2 separate regions of the Homo sapiens genome follow, and region 2 is linked to region 1. A link is a contact called in ENCODE Hi-C or POLR2A ChIA-PET data. All regions are on one chromosome and are shown on one strand. The core of a region is the stretch at or near the end of the contact, and the rest is flanking DNA. Distances in the headings are between cores, read along the strand shown.

Region 1 (4,514 bases), core at 625-3,124:
CTCCTTCACAAATTGCTCACAAGGAAACTCCTTGTGGGTCCCAGCAGTTTTTACCCTGAGGCAGACTTTGTGTAATTTCATTGTGACAATGCAAATTAGCAACTTATCTTTACTGGTACATGATAAATAACAAGACTTCTGCCCACCCTCAGAAAAATGCACATATGCCTGCTTCCTCTACTCTATGTTCATTTTTATCTTATATAAAATGTAGACGAACTGTGCATGAGACGAATGAATAATTGACTGTTCCTCTACCCCCTCCTTTCATAGACAACCTGTGGATTCAAGGAGGGCTAATCAAAGCTTCACAAGAATGTGACCACTCACCTCATTACCTATCCTGTCTTTTTTCCTTTCCTCCTTCCACTCCTGCCTGATTTTACACATTTAAATACTGGAGGCCTCAAAACCCTCTGTGAAAAACGAGTGGACCCCAGAACCTCCTGTGACTTGTGTGACTTTTTCCTGGGTGCATCCTCAACCTTGGCAGAGTAAACATCTAAACTGACTGAGACGTGTCCCAGACCCTCTTTGGTTTACAAGTCTTGCCTCCTCCCTGAGTTGCTGGATGAAAGCAACGTCCTCTCTTCTTGCCTCAGTTTCCTCATCTGCAAAATCAGATCATAATCCTGGCCCATTGAGGGGATGATTATAAAACTCAATCAAATGGAGAAGCATTTGCAAATGGAATGTATTGCAAAGTGTATTGTGCAGTCCCTGTGTAATCACCATTCTCTTCCTGCCTCATAAGCTGGTGTGTGTGTGTGTATGGGTGGGGTGAGGTGGACACGATGCCCCCAGAGATGTTTGCTCAGGATGAAATAGGCCCCCATGGAAGGGTCAGGTTGGCTTCTGTGGTTTAGCTGCCTTTGAGGCCCTTCTGCCTGGGGCAAAGCACAAAAGTCCAATAGCAATCTGGTTGCATGACTTCCTAGTCATGGAAGTGTGGCTGAGCAGTGGTCTCTAGTCCCTCCACCCTGTGTGCCTCGGGAGTGGAACACGGGGCAGTGGCCTCTGCTGGGGAGGATGCTGGGGGATCTCTGAAAGGAGGCAATGCCTGATTTTGTCACTGAACGATGAGCATGATTTTTCCAGGCGGTGGAAGCAGGTGCTCCCGGCAGAAGACCCCATATAAGCAAATATCTAGAAGCCACAAGGCATGGCCTTCAACAAGAGCAGGCCTGGTGCGGTGGCTCATGCCAAGGTGGGAGGATCACTTGAGGCCTGGAGTTCAAGAGTAGCCCAGTCAATATAGTGAGGCACCATCTCTAATATAATTTTTTTAAAAATTAGCTGGGTGGTTGGCTGATACCTGTAGAACCAGCTACTCAGGAGGCTGAGGTGGGGGGATGGCTTAAGCCCAGGGGTTTGAAGCTGCTGTGCGCGATGACTGTGGCACTGCAATTCAGTCTTGGTGACAGACTGAGACCCTGTCTCAAAAACATAACCAAAATAACCCCAACGGCATTACAATAAATATACAATAAGCATCCACAAGGCATGTGTGGGAGACTGTGCTTATGCCGATGGCACGGGCAGGAGTAAGGCAGGCATCAGGGGAATGTGGATGCACGGGAGGATGGGGAGTAATCTGCAGGGTCCCATAGTATGTCAGTGGCAGGTCTTTCTCCTTGAGACCACAGCAGACCCCCAGCCCTGAGGATGCGAGGCAGGTGGGTTGGATGAGAGGGATCTGGATGTCTGGTCTCAGGCTGCTCCTCTAAGGGCAGCAGCAAGGAGGGTGGGGCTGGACTGAAGGTGGAGGGGAGCGTGTTTGCTGTGCTTGGTCATGAGCTGCTGGGAAGTTGTGACTTTCACTTTCCCTTTCGAATTCCTCGGTATATCTTGGGGACTGGAGGACCTGTCTGGTTATTATACAGACGCATAACTGGAGGTGGGATCCACACAGCTCAGAACAGCTGGATCTTGCTCAGTCTCTGCCAGGGGAAGATTCCTTGGTAAGTTGGGGACAGTTGACCTGCCTCCATCTTATTCTCACAGCTTTTGTAGATAAGCTGGGAGAGGTTAGGTGACTGGTTCAGATAGACAGGAAAGTAGCGGCAAAGCCTGGATTTGCACCCAGGCTTGAGTCTGATTGCTTCCCCTCTCCTGCTGGGCTCTTAAACTATAGAGGGTTGGGGAAACAGCTCAGATGGGTTCACAAAGCTCCCTGGGCTCAGCCCTGGTTTTGACTGCTGAGACACGACTGAGTGAACCCAGAAGGAAGGTTTGTGTTGGGGGTGCCCATCTCTTTGGGAAATTTGAAGGAACCAAAGAAGGTGGAGGAGAGGAGGTGACCCAGATCCCAGCCTGTTCTTATGGCCAGGCCACACCAAGGCTGGCCCCAGGGTGCTGCTGCTGAGGCCCAATGGGGGCAACAGAATTTTTTTTCAGGTACAAGGAGTTCAGAGGTCATCTCACCCACCCTGAGTCTGAGCACCAACTTGTGCCAGGCCCTGTGGGGAAACTGAGGCCCTGGGAGCGGAATGACTTGCCCAGGGTCCCGTGTCAGGAGGCTGAGCAGGTAGATCATAGGACTCCACGTCTCTGGCCCTCACCTCTGTCCCTCTGTTCAGACTTCTGGGGTGATGGAGAAGAAACAGGCTGTGCTGTGTCCCTAATGGGAAACGTGGCTGAGACAGGGGAGTGAGAAGGGTGCGTTGCAGAATGGTGCCTGTGGCATGATGCCAGCTTTGCAATCATGAGATTCAAAAGCCACACTGTGGAATTGTGAGTATAACTACAGGAGTGAGAGCTTAGATCTCTGTGTTCATAGAAGGAGAATCAAACCTGGAAACTTTTGGATTATTAAAATCAAACATTTTTGCTTCAATATTAGAGTCACAAGGGCAGATGTTGGCCTCCCCTCTGCCCTCCAAGAGCTGTGTGACTCTGGGAAATTCACCTCCCCTCCCAGCCTGAGTATTTTCCCCTGTAAAAAACCTGATAGAGCTGCCAAAAGTCCATGAAATCAGGGGGGTAATTTCTGTGAAATCTGAGTCATGGTCTTATTTGTTCTTCACCAAAAAGAGATGATGAAGCCTGTAACCCCAGTGCTGTGGGAGGCAGAGGCGGGAGGATGACTTGAGGCCAGGAGTTCAAGACAGCCTGGGAAACACAGGAGATGCTGTCTCTATGAAATCAAAAATTAACAAATTAGCCCAGCATGGTAGTGTGTACCTGTAGTCCCAGCTACTCAGAAGGTTGAAGGAGGCGGATCACTTGAGCCCAACAGATCTAGGCTGCAATGAGCTAGGATGGTGTCAAAGCCCTGCAGCCTGGGTGACAGAGCAAAACTGTTTATTAAAAACTAAACGAAAGGCCGGGCGCGGTGGCTCACGCCTGTAATCCCAGCACTTTGGGAGGCCAAGACAGGTGGTCACGAGGTCAGGATATCGAGACCATCCTGGCTAACATGGTGAAACCCTGTCTCTACTAAAAATACAAAAAAATTAGCCGGGTGTCGTGGCGGGCACCTGTAGTCCCAGCTACTCGGGAGGCTGAGGCAGGAGAATGGCGTGAACCCGGGAGGCAGAGCTTGTAGCGAGCCTAGATCGCCCCACTGCACTCCAGCCTGGGTGATAGAGCGAGACTCCATTTCAAAAAAAAAATGAAATGAAAATGGTGATTTCTCAGGAGGAGCACACTGTCTCAACCCCTCTTTTCCTGCTCAAGGAGGAGGCCCTGCAGCGACATGGAGGGAGCTGCTTTGCTGAGAGTCTCTGTCCTCTGCATCTGGTGAGCTTGGCTCAGAGCCCTGAGGCGGGAGGGAGGGCTCCCTGTCTGGGCTGCACAATTGGACTGGGCTTGGGCTGGGCCAGGGCCATCTGGGCTTCTTCTAGGAACCAAAGTCACTTCCCGGAATTGACCAACCGGCAGACTCGCCCAGGGAGGACCCGCTGTATCCTAGTTGAGGCTAACGGTCAATATCCGGCCTCAATATTCAGCAGAGGCTCCAGGTCAGGGTCTGAGCCAGGCCAACAATGACCAAGGAGGATGGGATCCAGGGTGCAGCTCCTCACAAGTGTCGGGGGAATCCGAGGCACCAGCTCTCTCTACCCTCCTGCTCCTCTGCTCTCTCCTGGTCCTCCTGTGTCCTCATGGCTCATGAGATGGTGTTGAGATGGCTCCCCTGGCCTAGGGGATCACACAGTGAACAAAGCAGGAAGAAGGCGAAGGGATGCCCCTCTCCTGTCACCCTTGTCCCTTACAGCAAGAAGGGCCCAGACGCCCCTCTGCATACTCCCCTGGTGAACTGCTGCCCAGGACTGGGTCCCCCTTTTACCCTTGCTGCATGGAGTCCCCAGAAGACAAACATCTGTGTGTCTGAACCCTGAGACAAAGGCAGGAAAGGGAAAGAGGGAGGCGAGTGGCTTTTGAGGAGGGGGCTTTAGTATGAGAGCTGGAGGATGGAACCCCATCAGGGGGCCCGGGAACCACTGAGCTGTTAAAATAAAGTCTGCAAACAAAGACCAGCTGCTGGAAGTGGGTGTGCCAGGGAGTGCGCAGAG
Region 2 (4,514 bases), core at 1,441-3,940, 170 kb after region 1:
GGCTCCCGAGTAGCTGGGATTACAGGCACCCACCATCATGCCCGGCTAATTTTTGTATTTTTGTAGAGATGGGGTTTCACCATGTTGGCCAGGCTGGTCTTGAACTCCTCACCTGGTCTTGAACAGGTGATCCACCCGCCTCGGCTTCCCAAAGTACTGGGATTACAGGAGTGAGCCACCTCGCCTGGCCAGATGCTCTCTTTCCCCTAAGGTTGCTAATTGGCCTGATGTGAACCTGGATGGAGCAGCTGGTGGTCTTTGCCGTCATGTTGGGAGAAACTGCCTGAAAATAAATCCTGCACAGAGGAGAGCAGGGCTGAGGGACAGAGTCCTGACAGTATCATCTGGACTCCTGCACCCAGCTCCACCTGGACTTTTATTTATTATTATTATTTATTGCCAACCAATAAATTCCCTTTCAGTTCCCCCATGTTGGGGTTCTGCCCTTGCAACATCAAACAGCTGGGGACAGAGTGCCAGGATTCAGAGCAGCACTGGTCAGACACCAAGTGTCCATTGAGGGGCTGCGGGGAAAAGTTGAGTGCAAAATGCTGATTCTGCCTTTCACAAGCCAGGGACACAGGCAGCAAGGGGTGCCTAGGACACTGTTCTAGAGCAGCATCGTAGACATCCAGGCTCTCATTTGATCTCGTCCCCAAAAAATAAGCAGAGGAAGCATAATCATCTCGGAATGATGAGGAATCCATGGCTCAGAGAGATGAGGTCACTTGCCCAAGGCCACACAGGAAGTGGCAGAGCTGAGGTTTAGCCCAGGTGTTTTCAAGTCTCAGCCAGGGCGCTTGGTGTTCCTTTGGCCACTCCCCATGGGGCTGAGTTCTGCCTGGAATCACAGCCAATATCTGCTGAGTGCCTGCCATGTGCCGGGAACCACGTAAGCACTTTACATGTTTTTTTCTTTGTTTGAGACAGAGTCTCACTCTGTTGCCCAGGCCGGAGTACAATGGCACGATCTCGGCTCACTGCTACCTCTGCCTCCTGGATTCAAGCAGTTCTGCTGTCTCAGCCTCCCCAGTAACTGGAATTACAGGCACCCACCACCACGCCCGACTCATTTTTGTATTTTTAGTAGCGGCAGGGTTTCACCATGTTGGCCAGGCTGGTCTCAAACTCCTGACCTCAGGTGATCTGCCCGCTTCAGCCTCCCAAATTGCTGGGATTTCAGGCATGACCACCGCACCTGGCCACTTTACCTGTTTTATTTTCTAATTTTAATTAATTAATTTTTTTTTTGAGACAGTGTCTCACTCTGTCACTCAGGCTGGAGTACAGTGTCATGATCAAGACTCACTGCAGCCTTGGCCTCCCAGGCTCAGGTGATCCTCCCACCTCAGCCTCCCGAGTAGCTGGGACCATGGGTGTGCACCACCATGCCCACTAATTTTTGTATTTCTTGTAGAGATGGGGTTTTGCCATGTTGCCCAGGCTGGTACTTTTATTTTATTTTATTTATTTATTTATTTTTGAGAAGGAGTCTCTCTCTGTCACCAGGCTGGAGTGCAGTGGCGCGATCTCGGCTCACTGCAACCTCTGCCTCCCGGGTTCAAGCGATTCTCCTGCCTCAGCCTCCCGATTAGCTGGTACTACAGGCGCCTGCCACCACGTCTGGCTAATTTTTGTATTTTTAGTAGAGACGGGGTTTCACCGTGTTGGCCAGGCTGGTCTCAATCTCTTGACCTTGTGATCCACCCGCCTCAGCCTCCCAAAGTGCTGGGATTACAGGCGTGAGCCACCGCGCCCGGCCTGGTACTTTTATTTTTTAATAGCGACTGGGGGCCGGGCGCGGTGGCTCACGCCTGTAATCCCAGCACTTTGGGAGGCTGAGGCAGGTGGATCACGAGGTCAGGAGATGGAGACCATCCTGGCCAACACGGTGAAACCCCGTCTCTACTAAAAATACAAAAAAAATTAGCCGGGCGTGGTGGCAGGCACCTGTAGTCCCAGCTATTCGGGAGGCTGAGGCAGGAGAATGGCGTGAACCGGGAGGCGGAGATCGCGCCACTGCACACCAGCCTGGGCGACAGAGTGAGACTCCATCTCAAAAAAAAAAAAAAAAAATAGCGACTGGGTGTCACTATGTTGCCTACATTGGTCTCAAACTCCTCGGTCTCCCAAAGCGCTGGGATTGATGTAGGAGGTGGGACTCGACTCTGGAGGTGGGGCTCACACATTGAACCAAATCAAGGACTAGCTAGGCTGGGCGCTGTGGCTCAAGCCTGTAATCCCAGCACTTTGGGAGGCTGAGGCGGGTGGATCACGAGGTCAGGAGTTCGAGACCAGCCTGGCCAACCTGGTGAACCATCATCTCTACTGAAAATAAAAAAATTAGCCAGGCATGGTGACGGGTGCCTGTAGTCCCAGCCTCTCGGGAGGCTGAGGCAGGAGAATAGCTTGAACTCGGGAGGCAGAGGTTGCAGTGAGCCGAGACCATACCACTGCACTTCAGCCTGGGTGACAGAGCGAGACTCTCTCTCAAAAAAAAAAAAAAAAAAAAAAAGAGAAAAAGAAAAGGAAGAACAGAAGAACAGAAGAGAAAGGGCACCCCACACACATCCATTCCTCTCTTCCTCCGTTAAACCGGAGCCAGGGGCTGGGGCTGGGTGTGTGTGCTCCTGCCTTCCCAGGCTCTTGCTTGTTTTCAAAGGACCAGAGAAATGTCTGGAGGACTGCTGCTTCAGTCCACGTGACCAGGATGAAAGTCATTAACAAAAGGCCAATGTTTGGGGAAGAGCCTTTGCCCTCCTTTCAGGGCCTCAGCTGGGGCTCAGGGAGATAAGGCGGGAGCAAAAATAAAACTGAAAATGTGTTTACTCTGAGATGAAAGTGCATTGCTAAACGCTAGCCGCGAGGACTTGTATACAAAAACCACATGTCTGGGGGTGTTCTGGAATGTCACAAACTGCAATGGCAAGAAAAGGCAGCAGGCAGGACCAGGACTCTGCTCCGTGGGAGCCCCCTCTGGTGCCCTGGCTCTGTCACCTCCTAGGGTCTGTGATCTCTCAAACCGGACCTCAGACAGCCTGAGCAGCCCACCCAGCCACGTGAGCCACCGTGCCCAGCCTGATTTCTTTCTTTCTTTTGTTTTCTTTCACTTTTTAAACAGAGACCAGCAGGCCAGGTGCGGTGCCTCACGCCTATAATCCCAGCACTTTGGGAGGCTGAGGCAGGTGGATCACCTGAGGTCAGGAGTTTGAGACTAGCCTGGCCAAGATGGTGAAACCCCATCTCTACTAAAAATACAAAAAATTAGCTGGGCGTGGTGGCGGGTGCCTGTAGTCCCAGCCACTCGGGAGGCTGAGCCGAGATCGCACCACTGCACTCCAGCCTGGGAGACAGAATGAGACTCCGCCTCAAAAAAAAAAAAAAAAATTAGCCTGGCGTGGTGGTGGGTGCCTATAATCCCAGCTACTCGAGAGTCTGGGGCAGGAGAATTGCTTGAACCCGGGAGGCAAAGGTTGCAGTGAGCTGAGATAGCGTCATTGCACTCCAGCCTGGGCAACAGAGCGATACTCCGTCTCAAAAAAAAAAAAAAAAAAAGCCATGAGTGAGTTACTCTTGCGAGCAGCCCTCTCGAGCTGGAGTTTGACTCCTGGAAGATGGGATGCCACTGTGACTGAGCAAACATAGGAATAGCTGTTCCACTAAAGTCTCACAAAGCCACTGGCCGGAGGAATTTCTCTAGGGACTCCCAGGAGCAGCTGAGGAAACATGAAGGAGTGGACATTCCCAGAAGCCAAAGAAAAGTCGTTTGGTTACAGAGACTGGTGTCTGTGTTCTTCTAGAAAACATGGGCTCTGCTGAGATCAGGGAAGACTCTGACAGGAGCCACCAGGCAGAATCCTCCAGACAGACTAGAATGAGTACAAAGGAGAACAGAACAGCTGTTGCTGGGCGTTTGGACTGAACAGACCTTTCTCACGTGTTGTTTTTATTTATTTATTTGGAGAGAGTCTTGCTCTGTTGCCCAGGCTATAGTGCAGTGGTGAGAACTTGGTTCACTGCAACTTCCACCTCCTGAGTTCAAGCTATTCTCCTGCCTCAGCTTCCTGAGTAGCTGGAATTACAGGAGTGAGCTACCATACCTGGCTAATTTTTGTATTTTTAGCAGAGACGGGGTTTCAGCATGTTGGCCAGGCAGGTCTCAAGCTCCTGGCCTCAAGGGATCCACCCGCCTCGGCCTCCCAAAGTGCTGGAATTATAGGCATGAGCCACCACACCCAGCCTGTTATTATTTTTTAATTTGAGATAAAACAGAAGCCATGTACCTTTGAATTATTCTAACCAAAAGTCTCCTGTTGGGACTTACACAGAACCACTAACTGTCAAGTGTCTGCTGGAAGCCTCAGTTTCCTCATGTGTAAAGTGGGGAAAATAATAGTGCCTGCCTCCTAGGACTTAAAGTTGTTTGTGAGAAATGCTTAGTGCTGGGCATGGTGGCTCATGCCTCTAATGCCAGGGCTTTGGGAGGCCAAGGTGGGAGGATTGCTTGAGACCAG

What was found. A loop is a pair of places that touch in the nucleus more often than their neighbours do. ChIA-PET counts read pairs that join two places held with the same protein, here RNA polymerase II (POLR2A). Pooled maps may share reads with other maps.
Region 2: a loop to region 1 is called in a pooled map, with 2.1 times the contacts of the local background. The contact joins the enhancer-like site here to the promoter of APOL1 in region 1. A Hi-C loop is called at or near these places in 1 of 168 maps with a recorded cell type or tissue (endothelial cell of hepatic sinusoid) and 1 of 50 pooled maps. POLR2A ChIA-PET finds 5 or more read pairs at or near these places in 5 of 52 experiments (HEK293T, HepG2, activated B cell and 1 more).

What each region holds. Positions count from the first base shown.
Region 1 is chr22:36,251,259-36,255,772 of GRCh38, forward strand. It overlaps APOL1 (apolipoprotein L1), which reads left to right and starts at 1,875. Exons shown (of 6, transcript NM_003661.4): 1 at 1,875-1,961; 2 at 3,679-3,741. The coding sequence starts at 3,698. RefSeq lists enhancers at 1,928-1,987, 3,737-4,236.
Region 2 is chr22:36,416,661-36,421,174 of GRCh38, forward strand. No RefSeq gene overlaps it. Among named protein-coding and RNA genes, the nearest start is that of MYH9-DT, 30 kb to the left of the region's middle. RefSeq lists a silencer at 835-884. Within about 2 kb of position 2,691, at least 20 of the 41 ENCODE cell types and tissues checked have a DNase peak (open chromatin) inside an H3K27ac peak, as active enhancers do.